Regions from separate parts of the Homo sapiens genome. Here regions 1 and 2 are each linked to region 3. Evidence: chromatin loops called from intact Hi-C (ENCODE). Cell type or tissue: A673. All regions are shown on one strand.

What was found. Peaks named below come from ENCODE experiments on the same cell type or tissue, not always from the same donor. Only the 100,000 strongest peaks of a DNase experiment are listed, where the experiment ranks them.
Region 1: it touches region 3 in a loop (9-fold over the local background); 62 of 110 quality-filtered maps call a loop at or near these places.
Region 2: a loop joins it to region 3, with 8 times the contacts of the local background. A loop is called at or near these places in 49 of 110 quality-filtered maps.

The regions. Positions count from the first base shown.
Region 1 is chr17:29,806,678-29,809,177 of GRCh38, reverse strand. All of the region lies in intron 2 of SSH2 (slingshot protein phosphatase 2), which reads left to right. Among named protein-coding and RNA genes, the nearest start is that of SSH2, 120 kb to the left of the region's middle. In A673, a CTCF peak has its summit at 1,223 (motif pointing left); a DNase peak (open chromatin) is centred at 1,227.
Region 2 is chr17:30,025,655-30,028,154 of GRCh38, reverse strand. All of the region lies in intron 7 of EFCAB5 (EF-hand calcium binding domain 5), which reads right to left. Among named protein-coding and RNA genes, the nearest start is that of EFCAB5, 85 kb to the right of the region's middle. In A673, a CTCF peak has its summit at 1,313 (motif pointing left); a DNase peak (open chromatin) is centred at 1,284.
Region 3 is chr17:30,092,724-30,095,223 of GRCh38, reverse strand. EFCAB5 (EF-hand calcium binding domain 5) reads right to left here. Exons shown (of 23, transcript NM_198529.4): 22 at 2,288-2,384. Among named protein-coding and RNA genes, the nearest start is that of NSRP1, 23 kb to the left of the region's middle. In A673, a CTCF peak has its summit at 1,527 (motif pointing right); a DNase peak (open chromatin) is centred at 1,533; H3K27ac peaks cover 1,734 bases.

The DNA of each region.
Region 1 (2,500 bases), 290 kb after region 3:
GGTTCAGGTGATTCTTGTGCCTCAACTTCCTGAGTAGCTGGGACTACAGGCGTGTGCCACCACGCATGGCTAATTTTTTTATTTTTAGTAGAGACGAAGTTTTGCCATGTTGGCCAGGCTGGTCTTGAACTCCTGACCTCAAGTGACCTGCCCGCCTCAGCCTCCCAAAGTCCCAGGATTACAGACATGAGCCACCATTCCCAGCCTGCTCATACATCTTTTTTTGACAAGAGATCAAAGCAGAAAAAGGAGTTTATAGTACTTTACAAAATCTAGCCTTAGCCTCTCAAAAGTTTAATGAAATTCTCAACCTTTTTATTTAGTTGTTATCATTCACCTTGTGTTCTAGTTAATGAGAACTGAAGGCTCCTACCAACCCCCACTCCACCATATAACAGCTCCTCAGCCTGCTGAGGCAAATGCACATATCAGAGTCTTTGTCTAGTGGCCTCACCTTACCTCTGACTTTAAAGGGATAAAGAACTTCCCCAGTTGACCAAAATGAAAAGGAAAATCTAGATTGAAATTATGGTCCAGATAGTATACACATAGTTAGACATCAACTTGGGTGGTGGTTAGGATGTGCCTGAGATGAGTGGGGAAGATTGAGGTAAGATAGTCAGTGATGAGTGCTGTTGTTGGCATTCCAGATATGCCTACCACATATAAGCACATGTGGCTGTCAGCTGAGCCAGACTCCCAAAGTATAACTTTTCTACTGGTCTATTTTGCAATTAAGAAGCACGTTAGGCCGGCTGTGGTGGCTCATGCCTGTAATCCCAGCACTTTGGGAGGCCGAGGCGGGCGGATCACCTGAGGTCAGGAGTTCGAGACCAGCCTGGCCAACATGGCGAAACCCCGTCTCTACTAAAAGTACAAAAATTAGCCAGGCGTGATGGCGGGCGCCTGTAATCCCTGTTACTCAGAAGGCTGAGGCAGGAGAATTGCTTGAACCTGGGAGGCGGAAGTTGCAGTGAGCCGAAATTGCGCCACTGCACTCCAGCCTGGGTGACAAGAGCGAGACTCCGTCTCAAAAACAAAACAAAAAAAGAAGCATTTTATACCACAGAAAGATTTTCTGTGAAAGACTGATCTGCTAGCTAAAGACTCTGTCCAAGTTTGAAGGCACTGAAAATGGTCTTTAAACAAAATAATTTTCTCAGAATTTTCTATGAATGCACTGCTTTCTCCAGTTCAACCACAGTGTAAGCTTCGACTCGTCTGCCCTCTAGTGGAGGCCCATAGTTAAATTAGCAGTGTCACTGGCTTTGGAAAAACTACCTAACTTTTCTCGATTGGCTTTCCAAATTGTAGTGTTTCCTAAAAAAAAAAAAAAAAAAAAAAAGCCATCAAAACAACATATTTATAATTTTCTAAGATGCTAATAAATACCTTCCCTGGCTACCTCATAGGATCAGGTTCAAAGTCCTGTCTCCTGCAGCTTATCTTTGCAGCCTACCTTAAGGAAAGCTCTGGGTTTTAACTCAGCTAGTCAGTTCACTGCCACTCCAAGATGTCAAATGTATTTCTACTGCTCTTCCCTTTTCTTCATCTCTCTTCTGAATTCCTGTGACATGTACTTCCTGTGCCATACATTTATACTGTATATTTTGGAACAACTTTTCAGATAAAACAGGCAGATGAACTCCCCTTCAGGCAGATGAACTCCTTGAGTATGGTACTGTTTCACACTTTTCTGTGTCCCCTATAGACTCCAGCAGCTCTCAGTGAGTATATTGATTATTTGCTGTTCAGAGATATTCAATATCCTCTTTTCCTCTATTGATAGCTGAAAAGGTAATTGTCTAGATTTAAATATAAATAGTAAAATATTAACGTAGTAACAATTCATTTCCCCCTAATGAAAACTGTCTTAGCAGTATACCTACATCTTAAATATTCTAATTTCTTTTTTACTTGGGCCACTAACTGTATTTCCCTACTTTGTAGTTTGAAAGTGATTTTAGAAAGTTTGAGAAAATTATGCTGTTCATTTAGGAGTATTTGTTAAGTAATCGGTGTTGCTTCATTATCCTTCTTTACATGTTCTTCGTCCTTATTTCTAGATAATGTTTCCTTTTGTAACCTTGGTTAGTCCTCTTGTTCTTTATATCCATGAACAATTAGAATGTTTAATGCTACAAGAAACATAACAGATGGATTTTATTTAGCCTCTTCCAGGTGTTATGAGTGCTTCTCATTGTTTAAGTTTCTTGTGGAAGCGTGGTAATCACGTGTAGCAGAGGCCTGGTGCTAAACCCAGATGCCAGGCTAAGCAATTGGTATAGCTGGTAGGACAGACGAATAAGAAAACATATATGGGCAAAAGAGGCATACAGGTAGGATCCCCCAGGTGAAGCTAAGATCACAGTTAAGAGTTTTAAACCAAAGTTTAGAGAACAGAAGAGATGTGGCTATAAGTAGAGGAGGAGATATTCAAAATATTTCACAACTAGTATGGTATAGCCATCAACCAATCAGAAAAGATGGGAGCAAGACC
Region 2 (2,500 bases), 67 kb after region 3:
GTGGACCACCACTGAGCAAGAACAGAATGGGTCCCAAAAAAGAGAATCCAGGCAGAGGCATGGCCCTTATTCCTCCTGGCTAAGGGATACAACAGTTCCTCCGTGTAGCAGAATCAAAAGTCAATATCTGAATCCCATACTTTCTAGTATTTGTAGTTTTGCATATAATTATTCTTAAACCCATTATATGATTCAGGAGTGGACCTCAGACTGCTTGAGGCCCAGGTCTACTGAAGAATGCACCTGGGAAACTGACCTTTGCTTTATATAGTCTCATAGTAAAGAAGAATGTATTGGGTGTTTTCACTTGCCCCTGGTAAGCAGGAAGACGTGGGGCTAGAGTCGCCACAATAATCAGGTGGGCAGTAAGGTCTGGACAGCATGTAAGTATAGCCAAGTAAACTCCTCAAATCGAGTGACCAAGTGCCTCACTTTGCCTGGAACCAAAAACCTGGTTTTAACACAGAAAGTTTCATGTTCCAGAAAACTCCTCAGTCCCAGGCAAGCCAGGATGGCTTGACACCCTATACCTCGATGCATGCCGATGGTATAATCCCTGTGGAGACCTTTGGGAGACTTCTGTTTGGACGTATGCTGTATCATATCCTGCTTTACATAACAAACTGTCTATATCTGTATCCTTTGCCATAAAAGAAACGTCACAGCCTTTAGCTGTGTCTGCAGCATCTTTCTGTCATCATTCCATTGGGACAACCACACCTAATAAAGTATAAAGAGAGTTCATATTCTGTGGTATACATGTGAAGAAGTTCAGAATATGCCACCCCCAAATATGCTACTTTGCCATAAGAATTATTCTGAGCTAAAAGTGCCTAAAAAAAAAAAAAAAAAAAAAAAAAAGACTGGTGTGGCTGGGCATGGTGGCTCACGCCTGTAATGCCAGCACTTTGGGAGTCCGAGGTGGGCAAATCACGAGGTCAGGAGATTGAGACCATCCTGGCTAACACGGTGAAACCCTGTCTCTACTAAAAATACAAAAATTAGCCAGGCCTGGTGGCAAGCGCCTGTAGTCCCAACTACTTGGGAGGCTGAGGCAGGAGAAAGGCATGAACCTGGGAGGCAGAGCTTGCAGTGAGCTGAGATTGCGCCACTGCACTCCAGCCTGGGCGACAGAGCGAGACTCCATCTCAAAAAAAAAAAAAAAAAAAAAAAAAAAAAAAAAAAAAAAAAAAGGTACAAGGAGGTACAAGGAAATCATTCTGACCTCCTTTTGTCTTTTAAAAGCAGAAGATGAAATTTTCTTGTGAAAGATGCCCCCTGCTGGGCATAGCGGTTCACACCTGAAATCCCAGAACTCTGGGAGACTGAAGTAGGAGGATCACTTGAGGTCAGGAGTTTGAGACCAGCCTGGGCAACATAGCAAGATCCCATTTCTACAAAAAAATTAAAACACAAAAGAAATATGCCCTCTCTATACTAGAAGGAAAGCAATATTCTTATCATCAAGGATGGGAAGGTGAAACCAAGAGAATTCTGTATGGACCTTGTTAGAACAATAAAATGAGAGGAACATGTACAACTAAAAAAGTCCTGGAAATAAAAGAGAACTCTCCTACCTAAAAAGTTAATTAAATTTTTAATAACTACATTAATGACGTTTGAATAAAACAAATATACTTTTATAGTGGTTTTCTTTTGCTGGTAAACAAATTAACCAACTAGATAATGAAATGAAAGAGTAGATCCTCTGTCAGATTAAATGATGGGAATTTCAGAAAGGATCTGCCTAACAACACCTGCATACTCTTGGCCTGAACACAAGACAATGCAGCTTGTTTTTCTAATGGAAGTCCACTGAAGTCTAAGGGATAAGACTTCTATGTCTTTTCAAACTTGTATAGGGAACTCGGCACCAGTGTTAAAAGTGATACAAATTGTTAAGTTTTGTCTCTTGGAATGAGTTGTCTTTTGGGGATCAAAGTGTTCTGATTATTTATTTATTTATTTATTTATTTTTTATTATTATTATACTTTAAGTTTTAGGGTACATGTGCACAATGTGCAGGTTAGTTACATATGTATACATGTGCCATGCTGGTGTGCTGCACCCATTAACTCGTCATTTAGCATTAGGTATATCTCCTAATGCTATCCCTCCCCCCTCCGCCCACCCCACAACAATCCCCAGAGTGTGATGTTCCCCTTCCTGTGTCCATGTGTTCTCATTGTTCAGTTCCCATCTATGAGTGAGAACATGTGGTGTTTGGTTTTTTGTCCTTGCGATAGTTTACTGAGAATGATGATTTCCAATTTCATCCATGTCCCTACAAAGGACGTGAACTCATCATTTTTTATGGCTGCATAGTATTCCATGGTGTATATGTGCCACATTTTCTTAATCCAGTCTATCATTGTTGGACATTTGGGTTGGTTCCAAGTCTTTGGTATTGTGAATAGTGCCACAATAAACACACATGTGCATGTGTCTTTATAGCAGCATGATTTATAGTCCTTTGGGTATATACCCAGTAATGGGATG
Region 3 (2,500 bases):
CTTGGCAGAGACCCAGGTTCTACACAGAAAAGTGATTCTGGTTATACTTGCAATAGGGGACAGCTCTTCTTGCCTCTGGGTCTAAGAACATTTCCAAACAGGCAACATCTGTCTAAAATTCCTGGGAGGGAGACATGCAGCAGTTATGGGGCATCCTGAACGACCAGGTGAGGCTGGCAGCAGAGGTCCCAAGTGGAGTGGGGAGAATAGGTCCTTGAGAGGGTGGTCACGTCATGAATCTCCAGGTAGAAAAGACCAACTACTAGGAGTATCTTAGGCAAAGTGACAGAGAATAGTAGGCTATTGATGTACTACTGCAAACACAGCTGTCTGGGAGTGCTCACTGGAGTCAGAGGGTCCCCCACAGGGAAGTATGTCAGCAGCACTCACCTGCAATGGCACAGTCTTGGGAGGCCAGGCCTGCCCAACAAAGCTACCCAATGTTACTTCACAGATGACTGGCTCAATCTAAAGGCAAGACACAGCTGCCTAGAGTTTCATCAGAATAAAAAAAGTATCTCCTTTTTGTTGTTGTTGTTTTTGAGACAGGATCTCATTCTGTTGCCCAGGCTGGAGTGCAGTGGCATGATCACATTTCACAGCAGCCTCAACCTCCTGGGCTCAAGTGATCTCCCACCTCAGCCTCCTGAGTAGCTGGGATTACAGGCGTGCACCACCACACCCAGTTATTTTTTTTTTTTTTTTTTTTTTTTTTTGGAGAGACAAGATTTTGCCATGTTGTCCACGCTAGTCTCCAACTTCTGGGCTCAAGCAATCTGCCCACGTTGGCCTCCCAAAGTGTCGGGATTACAGGTGTGAGTCACTGTGCCTGGCCAAAAATACCCTTTTCTTTCTTTTTAAAAAAATTATTATTATACTGTAAGTTTTAGGGCACATGTGCACAACATGCAGGTTTGTTACATAGGTATACATGTGCCATGTTTGTTTGCTGCACCCATCAACTCGTCATTTACATTAGGAAATACTCTTTTCCTGAACTAGGATGAAGTGGGGGTGAGAGTTGGCAGCGGAAGCCCTAAGAAAGTATGGACACATTACCAGTCCTAATTCTGCCCTTTTGGTAAAATAATAGTTTGGAAGGCGTGGTGGGTTAGGAGCTATGCTATATAGTCCAGCAGTCTCTGCCTGTCACAGGCTGAACCTACAGGTATTATTGGTGACATTTCATTCTGGGTAGATTCGTGGAGTAGGGCCCTTACTTAAAGCTGCTAGGCCAGGTAAACTTCCAGCAGCAGATTGCCCTGCCTGAAGACTCCTCTCCTTCTGGCACAAACAGAAAGGCACCCCGAAGAATTCCTCTCCCTTCCCCTAAGCTGGAAGCTTAGAATTTCCTGATATAACTGCATCTGAAGGAGAGAGGGTTGGTATCTGGGTGACCTACGAACTTTCTTGATTGCTGCGGAGACTGTGGTTAACACTAAAGGCTTGGCGGTGGTGATTGGGGAGCCTATGGGCTATTTTCTGGCTGAGTCGGGCTCCGTTAACTGCAATTAATATTTCTTCCACCAGAGGGCACTATTGGAAAGCAGAAAGTGGTGGGTAGCGTTGGTGGTCAAGGCTTCTCAGGAATAAGCTAGGATAGTTCCCCGTTAATCCAGAAACTCTTCTGCGTTGGTCTAGAGCCTCCACAGATAGTAGGAGAGCGGGAAGAGGAGGAAAGGGATAGATTTAGTGAGCAATTTCTACAGAGCCATTTTCCCAATTATGATTACTTTTCATAACAAAGAAAAAAACAAACTATAAATGAATTCCTCATCACAGCCTGAGGCCTCTGGTGGGAGAATACAGGTCAGTGGAGGACCTTGGGCCTCTGTTTGTATATTTACTCTCATATGTGGCCTATTCCCTGTGGCCAAACAGCTAATCGTCTTCTCCAACCTGAGAGCCTCGCTGCTCTCCATTCTTGGTGATTCTCCTCCTTGAAAAAGTCTATTATTTTCTTTGGTTATTTATTAAGCTAAAGATAGCCTTTTTGCTTAAAATTTCCATTCTCATTGCAGCCCCATTTGCATTTTTAAAAATAAATAATGCACATGTAGTCAATAAGTGGGAGATAGATGTGCTTTTGAATTCTCAAAATGTGGCATAGACAATGACTTTGGGGAATGATGCAATAGATTACATAGTGTCCCTCCTCTTAGAAGACTTATAACTATTTTCTCCTAAAAACTGAATTTATGACCCACTTGCTTTATCCTAATAAAAATCACAACTGTGTTTTATTGCTGTTGGCATAGATTTAGGCTGTAATTAAGTGGAAATTTACCTCTGATATATTCATCAATAAGCTGTACATTAACTTCCACATGCTTGGCAGTTGGATCAAAGGCACAAATATTGTTGACTAAATATTTGTTAACATACTGTGAACAAACAACAAGAGAAAATTTATGGGATCACCAGGAAGCAGAAATACAGTGCCCAGTTCAACAGCTTACATAATTCCATTTATATAGATTTTAAAATAGGCAAAACCAAT